Linked DNA regions of Homo sapiens: region 2 is linked to region 1. Evidence: chromatin loops called from intact Hi-C (ENCODE). Cell type or tissue: gastrocnemius medialis. All regions are shown on one strand. Links, peaks and the distances in the headings refer to the core of each region. The heading gives the core; the rest is flanking DNA.

Evidence for each region. Hi-C counts contacts between places; a loop is a spot of excess contacts. Peaks named below come from ENCODE experiments on the same cell type or tissue, not always from the same donor. Only the 100,000 strongest peaks of a DNase experiment are listed, where the experiment ranks them.
Region 2: it touches region 1 in a loop (2.3-fold over the local background); 3 of 110 quality-filtered maps call a loop at or near these places.

What each region holds. Positions count from the first base shown.
Region 1 is chr20:16,348,902-16,354,290 of GRCh38, reverse strand. All of the region lies in intron 23 of KIF16B (kinesin family member 16B), which reads left to right. Among named protein-coding and RNA genes, the nearest start is that of KIF16B, 220 kb to the left of the region's middle. In gastrocnemius medialis, for the core only: no CTCF peak of the experiment used is centred there; DNase peaks (open chromatin) are centred at 1,720, 2,720, 3,580 and 4,570; H3K27ac peaks cover 4,186 bases.
Region 2 is chr20:16,431,791-16,437,179 of GRCh38, reverse strand. The region is part of intron 12 of KIF16B (kinesin family member 16B); the gene reads left to right. Among named protein-coding and RNA genes, the nearest start is that of KIF16B, 140 kb to the left of the region's middle. RefSeq lists an enhancer at 1-527. In gastrocnemius medialis, for the core only: a CTCF peak has its summit at 2,913; a DNase peak (open chromatin) is centred at 2,888.

The DNA of each region.
Region 1 (5,389 bases), core at 121-5,120:
CGGATTTATTTTACTTTAACAGATAAATGTGTTAATAAAATATAACTGTTAAATCAATTTCATGTATAGAACTCAGATAAAAAGATATTTAATATTTTAAAAACTGCATTGATTTAAATAAAAATTACAAGCAAATAATAATCAGGTGGTGTGCAGATTTGGCCAAAATTGTGAAGATGCTACTGCCCATGCAAGTTAGAGAAACCAAATACAGAAAATTCTATGAGGCCTTATGGAATCTAGGTGATCACTTCAGGATACATAAAATCCAAATCCACAGAGCTCTGCTTTCTTTGCATTTCTCAAAGCAAGTTCTGAAGCGTGTCATTGTTCCGCTTCCTTTTTCTGTTCGTCCCTAGGTGCTATAATTATGAGCACCAGGAATGTGTTAGCACCAACTTGGAGAATGTCTAGTTCTCCGTTTAGGCAGGGCCTCCTGATACCTTGACAGGTAGGTGTGTGGAAGCCTTCCACCCCATATGGATACCTTGTCATGGGGTAGTATGAGAAACAGACATGATGTGAATATACAGGCCTTCCCCAGAACAAAACAACAAAAACAGCCTCGATCCAGGCAAAGAGGTAGCTGCTAAATAGCATACCCTCCCCCTGCCCCCACAATCCTCATATCCTGCCATCTCCAGGCAACCTCAGCAGGTCACACAGCCTCACTGTGCCTCACCTGTCAAATGGGAATCATAAACCCCCCCCTCATTGGGTTGGTATGAGGAGTGGATGAGTTTGTATGTGTAAAGTGCTTGAAACAGTGCCTGCCACATACTAAGTGTTGGATAAGTGTTTGTTATTAAAAAGAAATAAAAATAAAAATGGGATGAGTGAGAGTTTACTGTGAGGTCCCCTTAATGACTTTTGATGTACAATTATGTTTTTATGAGAGTTTTGGATTTTGTTGGGATTTTTTTTCTTTTTGGTTGTTTGCTTGCCCTCAGCATTTGGAATTTAAAATTTAGATTGCTGACCTTTTCTCTCAGTCATTTGGACATTTCATGCGTAGGCCCTGTTTTCTAGAACAAATAGTCATGCTTATGGTAATATATGGTAATATTTTGGCTACTACTAAATTCTTCTCTTGGTGAACCAGTGGCTATTTAAGGAGGCTAAGGTAAAAAGTATTATTTTTAAAAGAGACTATTCTCTTCAGTTTTAAGCTTTTTTGAAGGGAGATTTAACATCAATGTACATACATAGATATATTATTACACTTTATAATTTAGAAAAATCTTTGCTGCTTCTCTTTTAAAAAATCAGTTTTTGTTTTTCGTTATCCCGCATGATGGTCCTGAGTACACACAGTGAGACGCTGTGCCCTCTGTGACCAGCAGGGCAGGGTCTGACACCCCCTGGTATAAGACCCCTGTTTGCTGTATAGCTTGCTGGTGTCACTGCCAGCTTATTTAGGGTCCCAGCTGATTTGTGTGACCACACCAGGGCCCACTTGGTGTTGAGGCCTGAGGGGCCCCAGGAGGGAGACAACACGCCAGGGGTGTAGCTGCCCAGGTTCTCCTTTGTCATCTTCCCCTCGCCCTCCTCACCCGCTCTGCTTCCTGCGCTCTTCTGCCAACCTTTTTTTAGGTAGGACTCATTAGTCATTGAAATCATTGCTTCTTCCTGGCCATTTTCATTTTAATCCCCAGTGTGGGAGCTCCAATTTGGTCTGCCCATTGCCACGTGAAGTAGTCAGGAGCCTGTTAAGGGAATGTTCCAGGGACGACACAGGGCGTGTGATTTCAAGGGAGGGCAGAAAGTCAACGGGGGTTCCCAGATGCTCATCTTCTGACCCCTGCTGGGCCATGAGGAGGTTTCCACCACTGGTCTTTAAAATGAGAATAATAGAGTTTTTCATTAAACCAAAATCTATTTAATTCAAAAGGACTGTCTTCTATACCTGCTTTATTTGGGGGCATTAAAAACAACTCTTTTATGAAATAACTGAGGATATATAAGTAGACAGGTTTTTGTTGTTTGATCTCATTTAGTTTTTTAAGATTAACTCTGTTGAGGCGTAATTTATATACAGTGAAAGCACACATTTTAAGTGTAGTTGGATGAGTGTTGACATATGTATACACCCGTGTAACTAGCCCTCTGGTCAGGACTTGGAACTTTGCAGGCCCTCCAGAAGTTTCTGGTGGCCGTTTGCAGTCAGTGCCCATGTTCTGGCACCAAGGCAAGCACTGATCTGCCCTCTGCACCTACAGATTAGTCGTGTCTGCTCTAGCAAACCATGGAGAGGGGATCCAACGGCATTTATCTTCTGTACCTGGCTGCATTCCTTTAATGTAATGTTTTGGAGATTTACCCATGTAGCTGAGTATAACAGTAATTTGTTTCTTTATATTAATAGCATCCCACTGTATGGATATGTCACAATTTGTGTATTCATTTCTTTCCTGTTGGTGTTTGTTTTAATATTCTTACCTGATGATACAAAAGGTTATCATTTTGGTGTCGCCCCTCTCCCCACTTTGTTTTACTCCTCCCAGGAGACCCTGGGTCAGAGTATCAATTCCTGTTACCCTTGAAGCTGTACCTTCCTGCGGGTCCTAGTAGCACATCCGTCTGGGACTGTGTCTGCAGATGCATGTCCTGCTGACTGGTGGCAGAGATAGAGATGGGGTGGGGAAAGCTGAAGCAGTGCCAGTCTGGCTTCTCTCTGAGAACAGCACGTTCTAGGCTGAAAATTGCTGTGTGTCACCTGCTGGTCAGCAGAATGAAGCTGCAAAATTTGTGCCTGCGCTCAGCTGCACCTGCCACAAGTAATGCCATTAACCGGATGACAGCAGTCATCTTACAACCCCGCTTCGCATGCCTCTCAGTCACTGACACGTGGCATCAGTTACGCTGCATTATGCTTGCCATTTTCAGTTAGTTAGGACCAGAGTGGGTAAAATTTAATTTTGAAATCACATTTCAGCATAGCACAAAACACGGGCCTGGGAAATTGATGGTTAAGACGAGCAGAGACTATCACACTCATGTCATAGAAATAAGCTGGTGTTTCCAGCATTGTTTGAAATCCCTTGCATTTTAACTTACATGTCAACACGGTAACATAAAGAAATAAGCCAACACTGGTGTGTTTATTTTTTAATATTTTGTTTCCCGAGAGTTTCTATTCTTGTAAAATCTGGAAGTAATCGGCAGAAGAGTTTGTTGTCTCATCTTTTTTCTGAGTGGTCATCTGCAGTAGTGCCCCCTGCCCTGTTCTCCATCCTGTCACCAGGGGTACTCCCCTTCTTTCACAACCAAGGTCACAGCTCACAGTCGTGTTGCTTTCAGTCTGGTTATTTTCAGTCATTGTCTTGTTTGCTGATCTTCCCCTGTGGGTACAAGCTCCCAGGGCCCTTGTCAGTCTTGTATGACACAGACCCCCCCCCAGTGCCCACCCCGTGCCTGACTGGTACCAGTCACCCAGTGGATCACCCAGCAGTGTGATGCATGCTAGCCTGGCCACAGGTGCTCTCATTAGGCACAGCCTGTCTGGCGCTTCGGTGATGACTGAGTGACCGTGTGCCCTTTGTAAACTTCCCCCCCGCCCCCACCCAGCTCCTCATGCTCCATCCGCACTGATGGAGTCAGTCACTGATGAGCCATTCTGCCCCTTGCTCATCCTCGTGATGTGGCTGGTGGCTCTTAGTCATGCAGGGAGAGTGTGGGCAAGTCGAGCTTCTTGATTGTGTCCGAGTCCAAGCATGCCAAAGCCTCCCATCTTCCCTCCTCCCCACCTTCCCTCCCGCCTTCTCAGCACCACCCTCCAGCGCTCCAGTATACCCATGTCCTGGCTCTGGGCTGAGTTCAGCACCCGCAGGGTACATCTGTTTTGTCTTGGCTTTCCTTAACAGAGAGGTAGACCTCTATGCCCCCTGCCCACCCTCTGGACATTGTCCTGGCTGCCGGGCACCCTCCAGCCCCTTGCTCTTAGAAGCACGTGTCCCATTGTCATCTCCTCTAAGGAGCCTTCTGCATTCCGGCTACGCTCCGAGGTGCCCGCCTTTTCTCACATGGCTGCAGGGCATCAGCCCCATTGACCAGTATCACTTTTGTCCACTTAGAGACCCAAGAAATGCAGAACTACACACAGACAACTTAGGTCACACACATGATGTCCAGGACAAAAGCTTTCCTGATTTTAATCATCTGGGTTTTGTTTAGGTGCCATAGTAACAGTCTCCTCTTGTCTCATTCTGCTCTGACTCCTGATCAGTGGCCTGAGAAGGAGGGAGAAGCAGAGAAAACATGAGTAATGAATGATAACGAGGATGTATAACCTCACGGAAGTGTTCCAGGGAAAACTTGTCGACCATCTGCTAATAATTATCAAGTACCCCAGTCAGTGGCAGCCATTCTCCTTTCCATTGTGTGAACTTAGGTCTGTGAGCTCCCCCTTCTAATTTCAGTCAGTCTGGCCCTAGACACTTAGGGCCAAGAGATCTCATCTGCTGAGTCCTCCCTGAACTTAAAAGACCCTGAAGTGAGACATGCTAAATTGCAGAACTGCAGGGCAGCAGTTCAAATTGGATCTTGTTTTTACAACTGAAGAACCACATGGCAGGCACCGTGGGGCCAGGGACTGACAAAGTCGTGGAACAATATTAACCCGAGGCAGCAGGTGCAAACTGGTGGTGGAGGATATGGGGTTTTGTTGGCCTGAACAGATTTTTTAAATTTTGCATGAATTGTCAGTATTTAAAACTTGGGAGACCTGACATAGAAACCCAGATTTGCCAAGATCCTGTGAAAAGTCAGTAAAAGCAGGAACTAGGGCCAACATTCCTGCAAGGCAGCACTCGTAGGGCAAAACAGCAGCTCCTCTTAGGGCAGGTGTGTGCCCTCCACTTGGCCATAGACCTTGGGATTTCCTGTCATGGAGAAAATCACCTTGATGACATGGTGGCCTCCAGGGATGCTCAGAGTCCAACTGCACCGTACAGAAAGGCTCACAGAGCATTCAAAAGCACACAGAGATGTAGAGGAAGGAGGGGTAGGTGGCACCCTGATGGTGGGCTAGCAGGTGGGCCGGGTGTTCTATCTGACCCCTGGTCACAACTAGTTCATCTGTCCCCTCTCTGTCATCTCAGCCTTTCGTACTTACTATGTGCTTAAAAGGACCAGAGTGAAGTTTTAGACGAGGGGCCATGGCAGACAAAGGGTGCCCAGAGCCAGTGCACCTTCTCCATGAAAGGAAGCAGGCACAGGCACACCCAGCCAGCCACCTGCTGTGAGCAGTCCTGGGTTTCACCTGTACTTCTCCAGTAGAGCACATATGGTACCAGGATGGGACCAGGCTGGTTGTCATCAAGGCTGGTCAGTTCAGGGGAGACTTAGCTGTCATCCCAGAGGGTGCATATCATGAGGCAGCATTTCCCTC
Region 2 (5,389 bases), core at 301-5,300, 83 kb before region 1:
GATGGTTCTGCCTGTACTGAACATGTGCAGACTTTTTTCTTGTCATTATTCCCTGAACAATACAGTATAATAACTATTTACATCACACTTACATTGTATTTGGTATGATAAGTAATCTAAAGATGATTTAAAGTATGCAGAAGCATATGCATAGGTTATATGCAAGTACTACGCCATTTTACGTGAGAGACTTGAGCATTCTTGGATTTGGTATCCTCAGGAGTCCGGGAACCAGTCCTCCATGGATATCAAGGGATGACTGTTTGCCCATGTTTTTAGCCTTTGTATCTTTGCTCAAGAAATCCCCTAAAACCTGGAGTACCGCTGTTTTCATCCTTCCTTTTTGTAGCCTTTTAATGCTATTCTTGTCTTCAATGTTAAAAAACCAGTTGGTGATTCCATCACAGATTTCAAATAAATGAAGAAATAATAGAAAGCATAGCAAACATACAAGCCTGCAGCAGCAATACTGCTGTAAGTCACTAAGAGAAGCATGTGAGAAAAGATCATGAGTGGCTGCTGGGGAAAAGGAAAGATTGTGAAGGGGATATTCCTAAACCTGCACCTGAGAAGCTGAATCAGTGATGATTCCAGAATACCCCCCACTGTACCTTCAAATTGGAGGAACAGAATTGATTTTCCTATTGTTACTGAAGAGTAGTAGTGATGGCCAGTGGTGGTAACTGGAATGAAGTGAGAGCTGAGCTGACTCTCTCTTGTAAGTGAAGGCCTGGGGAAACATTAAGAAGCTCGAGGGCATCCTGCCCCTTCCCTCCCCCTGGGAAGAGGACCCCTTCCCAATCATTAGGGAGCCCAGGAAGAGAGGGCTGGGCCTCAAACAAAGCCTGTGGTGCCTCAGGTGAGACCTCCTAGCCCTCTGTCATTCCATCTGGCTAGAGAAAAGTGGGTGGACTGCAGACTACTCAGTCAACTAGAAACGTCACAGATATGGCCAGGCAAGCATCAAGGAGTTTCCCATCCTATGTTAGGGCACATGGAATATTTGCACAGATACGCCTAAGCATATACGAGATGAAAAAAATGTAGAACAATTATATAAACATAACTATAGCTATGGGTGGCTGCATAGATGGGCAGATGGGCTGGTAGAGAACAAGAAAGAAGAGGAATATAGCACGCAAAAGATAAAAGATCCCAATATAGATGAAATCACACTTCATGGGAGAGAAGGGAATTCCTTACAATTGTTTCATTCGGTAGAACAAATGAATGAGAAACATGAATTCAATAAACAAAGCAAGATGGTAATAAAAAGCAAAGTGAGATGAAAAAAGAAAGATTGTAGAATAAAGAAAGCCTTTGAGGCCCAAAACAACATCATTGCAGGACTAATACATAATTTTAGAAAATATCAAGGAAAAGAATAGACCCCACTGAAAATCAAATTACTAAGAGAATAAAGGCTTGTTAGGCCCATTGAACACAAATGGAATGATCAAGATAGTAAAGCAATCAGAAACTGAAAGAAATAGAAGACAAAGACCAGTGTAATATAAGGACAATTGGTGTTCTTGAAGTAGACGGTCAACAAATGAAATAGAAAATGGAAAATAAAACAAGACAAGCTTTGTGAAATGAAAAATAAGTAGATGAAAGAACTGAGTCTGCAGATCAGAAGAATGTATTGTGTTCCAGGAAAATATAGAGTAGAGGATGTTCAACACTGAGATCTATCCTAATTAAGCCATTGAATTTCAAGATAAAGAAGAAACTCTTTAAACATCCAGACATAAAACCAAATTATCTGCTGTGGACTAAAAGTCAGACTAGCTTAATTTTCTTAGAGTAGCATTCAGCTTTGAAAAGAGTGGAGCCATGTCTTTAACCTTCTGAGGAAAGTAAGTACCATACTGCCCAACATGCACCATGTGGCCCAAAATCGACACAGCTATGATGTCATTCAGATGCCAAGGCAAGAAGCAACGTTCTCAAACCGGTACAGATTCAGGTAATGGTGCTTAAAACTGAAACACTTATGAAAAATGTATATGCACTGTGATTATGTTTCATAACCTCTTGACTTACAAGGATATTTTAGGAAATACCTCTTATATTAATAATAAAGAAACATGGTTGAAATAGTTTCATTCTGTTAAATTTAAATAAAATCACATACAACTTTTTTAAGTTAAAAAGTAGTTTTACTAGAGGATAATTTTATTTTTTTTCAACGTCTTTCTGGCTATCTGACTTCCTCCCCCATCCTCACAGCCACACTGGGCATGTGCTCTAAGCCCTGATTGTCCCCAACCCCCAGCCCCCAGACATCTGCTGTGTTTGTAGTCAGGGTTGCAGAAATTATGTGCACTTTATGATGTGAGTCAACTCTACAAAATTCTACTCGCTAGTGAAATATATAATTCTCTGTAACATAAATTTTCACAAAAAGATCCTGACATTTCATTCTTGTCTGTTCAGAAAAAAAAAGTGCCACTTAGAAATCACTCCCTATAGAACCAAATAATCAGCACTTACTGAGTGACTACTGTGTGCCTGGTGCAGCTATATTCACCTAACATACTCTGTGAAGACACGCAATTCTTATTCCTAAAGAGATCTTAATTTACGTGGGGCAGACACACTGTCAAACTTTTCCCAGTTTTTTCCAAGTACAATCTAGATCCCAGGTAGACTTTCTAAGAGGGGGAAAAAATAGATTTTTGTTGTTGGTAAGTTTTTGTATCATTTTCGGTTATCTATTCAAGAAAGTTGTTGACTTTTGTAAGGCAGAGTGCTGGGCACTAAGGATGTGGTTGTGATTAAAAGAGCTAGACTCCCTGCTTACTCTCATAAACCATTACGGTGGTTACACGGGCCTTGCGCATTGAGCCGAGTCCTCCTGTGGTCTTCTTCCCACGAGATCTGGGCAGCCCTGCCTGCAATCACCAGAGCCACCGGAAGGGGCAGAAGTGAGTCTGTGAGAGTCCCAGCAAAGGGCATGTGTTTTAAATTCAGATGGATTTCACCTGAATAGATGCCTGGAGGTTGAAGAAAAACATATGGAGCATATCATTTGTAAATGTTGTGAACAGGATGCTTAAAATAAACTGATGCTACGTTTTGACAATTTTAGTCAGTTTGTGGGGTTTTTTTTTAATCCAAATAAGCATGGTTGCCAAAATCTTTGTTTCAATGTAAAATATATGCAAGTATACATATTTTACATTGATTTCTTTGGGACCCTGTGTCTGGAGTTGGGGGAGGGTGGCCCACTCTACTATGTTAAGTATTCCATCTTATCCAAGAGGTATTTCATAAATTATGTATAACAGTAGATGCCACTCAATAAATATTTTATACGTGATAGATATTTTTGTCTGAAATTACTTTTTCGCTTGAGCAATGATTTAAACCCTCGTTTCCAGTTTTATGAGGTGACACTTTTATAATATCATGTAGTTGAATGCAGCTTGAATGTCATAGAGCTTTAGGGCAGCATTAATCATAAATTCATCCTTCCCCACTTGCAATCCTGGAAAACTTTCTCTTAATTCAGATTTTACCCATTATATATATGGAAGTGTATGTGAGTGTGTGTGTGTGTGAGTGTGTGTGTCTCTGTGTGTGTGTGTGTGTGTCTACATGCTGGGGATGGGTGGGAACAAGTAAGACTTTTGACCTAATGGCTTTGAAACTATGAATTTCCAATGCCTTTCAAAATCTTATTTCAAGGAAAAACAAAAGTGTTTCTCAATGGTTAAAAAAAGAAAGAATAGTAAACGAAACTGGGATGTAGTCCAAAGCACTTTCTGTAGTTTGAGTGGGAGCTATTAAAGTTTAAAATATTGCATTTTTGGGGGTGGGGGGTTATTGTCTACTTCTGTACAGAAAGAAAATACACATGCCTGTGGACTTACGAGAATGGTCACTTTCCTTTTCATGTGGACCTAGAGGCCTGTAATAATTCATTGCCATGGGGCTACTGACTGTGTGTGCAGTTTGGTCACAGTTCAGAGCTACCAAACCTTCCCATGAGGACATCATTTTATGAAATAGAGCTGTGTGATTAAATTCTCCCCTGTAATATATGTCTTTAAAAAAATCACATCCCATTTCTGCTTTAATTTCATGGTCAGGAGGAAAAAACATGAATTCTGCTAATATCCGAGAGGTAGGAGTAGGGGTTAGCTTATGGAGAGTGCTCAGTTTAGCTGAGATTTGCATATTCCTTGCTATAGTAAATCAATGTTACTGAAGTCTCCGACCTCAAAGCCTGAGGTTCTGAGCCATGGAATGGGAGGTTGGCTGATAAGAGTGGTAATTGAAGAACAATGACACGCTTCATTTCCTTTTCTTGAAACTAAGTTATGCATTGGTCATTTTCTCTGCGTATCTATTTAATGGTTGTTAAATTAAATTGCTTTCTTTCACATTGTGATTTTTATTTTTATTTTTTTAAGCCATCCTTTTTTTGTTGTTGTTGTTACTTCATTTCACCGCCCTCTCGCATGACTTCAGGTCTTCAGTGTGCATTTGAAATGTAAATATCTGCAGAGGCCTGAGGGACTTCTCTCTCTCCACCTCCCTGCCCCAGAAACCTCCCAGGAGTTCCCTTGTCTACAGGGTTTGAGTTTTGCTTTAATGGTCTTACACTAGCTTGAGAAGTTCTGAATCCATCACCTAGCGAATGGTAGACTTCGTAGGTTGTTTTAATACTTAAATGACACAGAGTACATTTATTGGTTCCAGGATTGTAAGGAATCGTATTTATGTTTAGGGCTGTGTTGGGTGTTGGAGTTACAGAGGTGTGTCTTGGTCACTGCGTCTTGACTATAGGAGTCAGGGAGGGAAGGAGATTCTCCAGGAGCATCTCTGACCAGGATCCCCAGTTAGTGGTTGGAACTGGGTTTTCTGTTGCTCGTACAGTCATGGAGCACAATGTCATGCTCTTGTACATGATTTAGTCTGAACCTGGTTCAGCCCAACCTCAAGACTGCAATTTTTACCTTCAACCTTCTGGAATTTGTCTGCTTTCTACTTCAGACTTCCCCAGAAGCTTGACTTTAGAGGTCTTTTGTCTGGGGTCAGATGGGCCTGATGTCAAGATAAGGCCTACCATTCTCTTCCGGAGGGTTGTCTCTGACCTTCCCTCTGCATTCCACTGAACTCTGTGTGTCTACTCACTCATTCATTCCTCTGGCAAATATTAATTGATGAGTGGGACATGAAATTAGGTGCTGGGTTACATTCTAGCCAGAGGACAGGTAATAAACTTGTGCGTGTGTGTGTGTGTGTGTGTGTGTGTATACGTATACATATAAATGGATAGTATATATATATATGTATATATATATATACACACTAATAGCCATTCCCAAGGAGAGAAATCACCATGAGGAACATTGGTGGTTGCTATTTTGTATGGGGT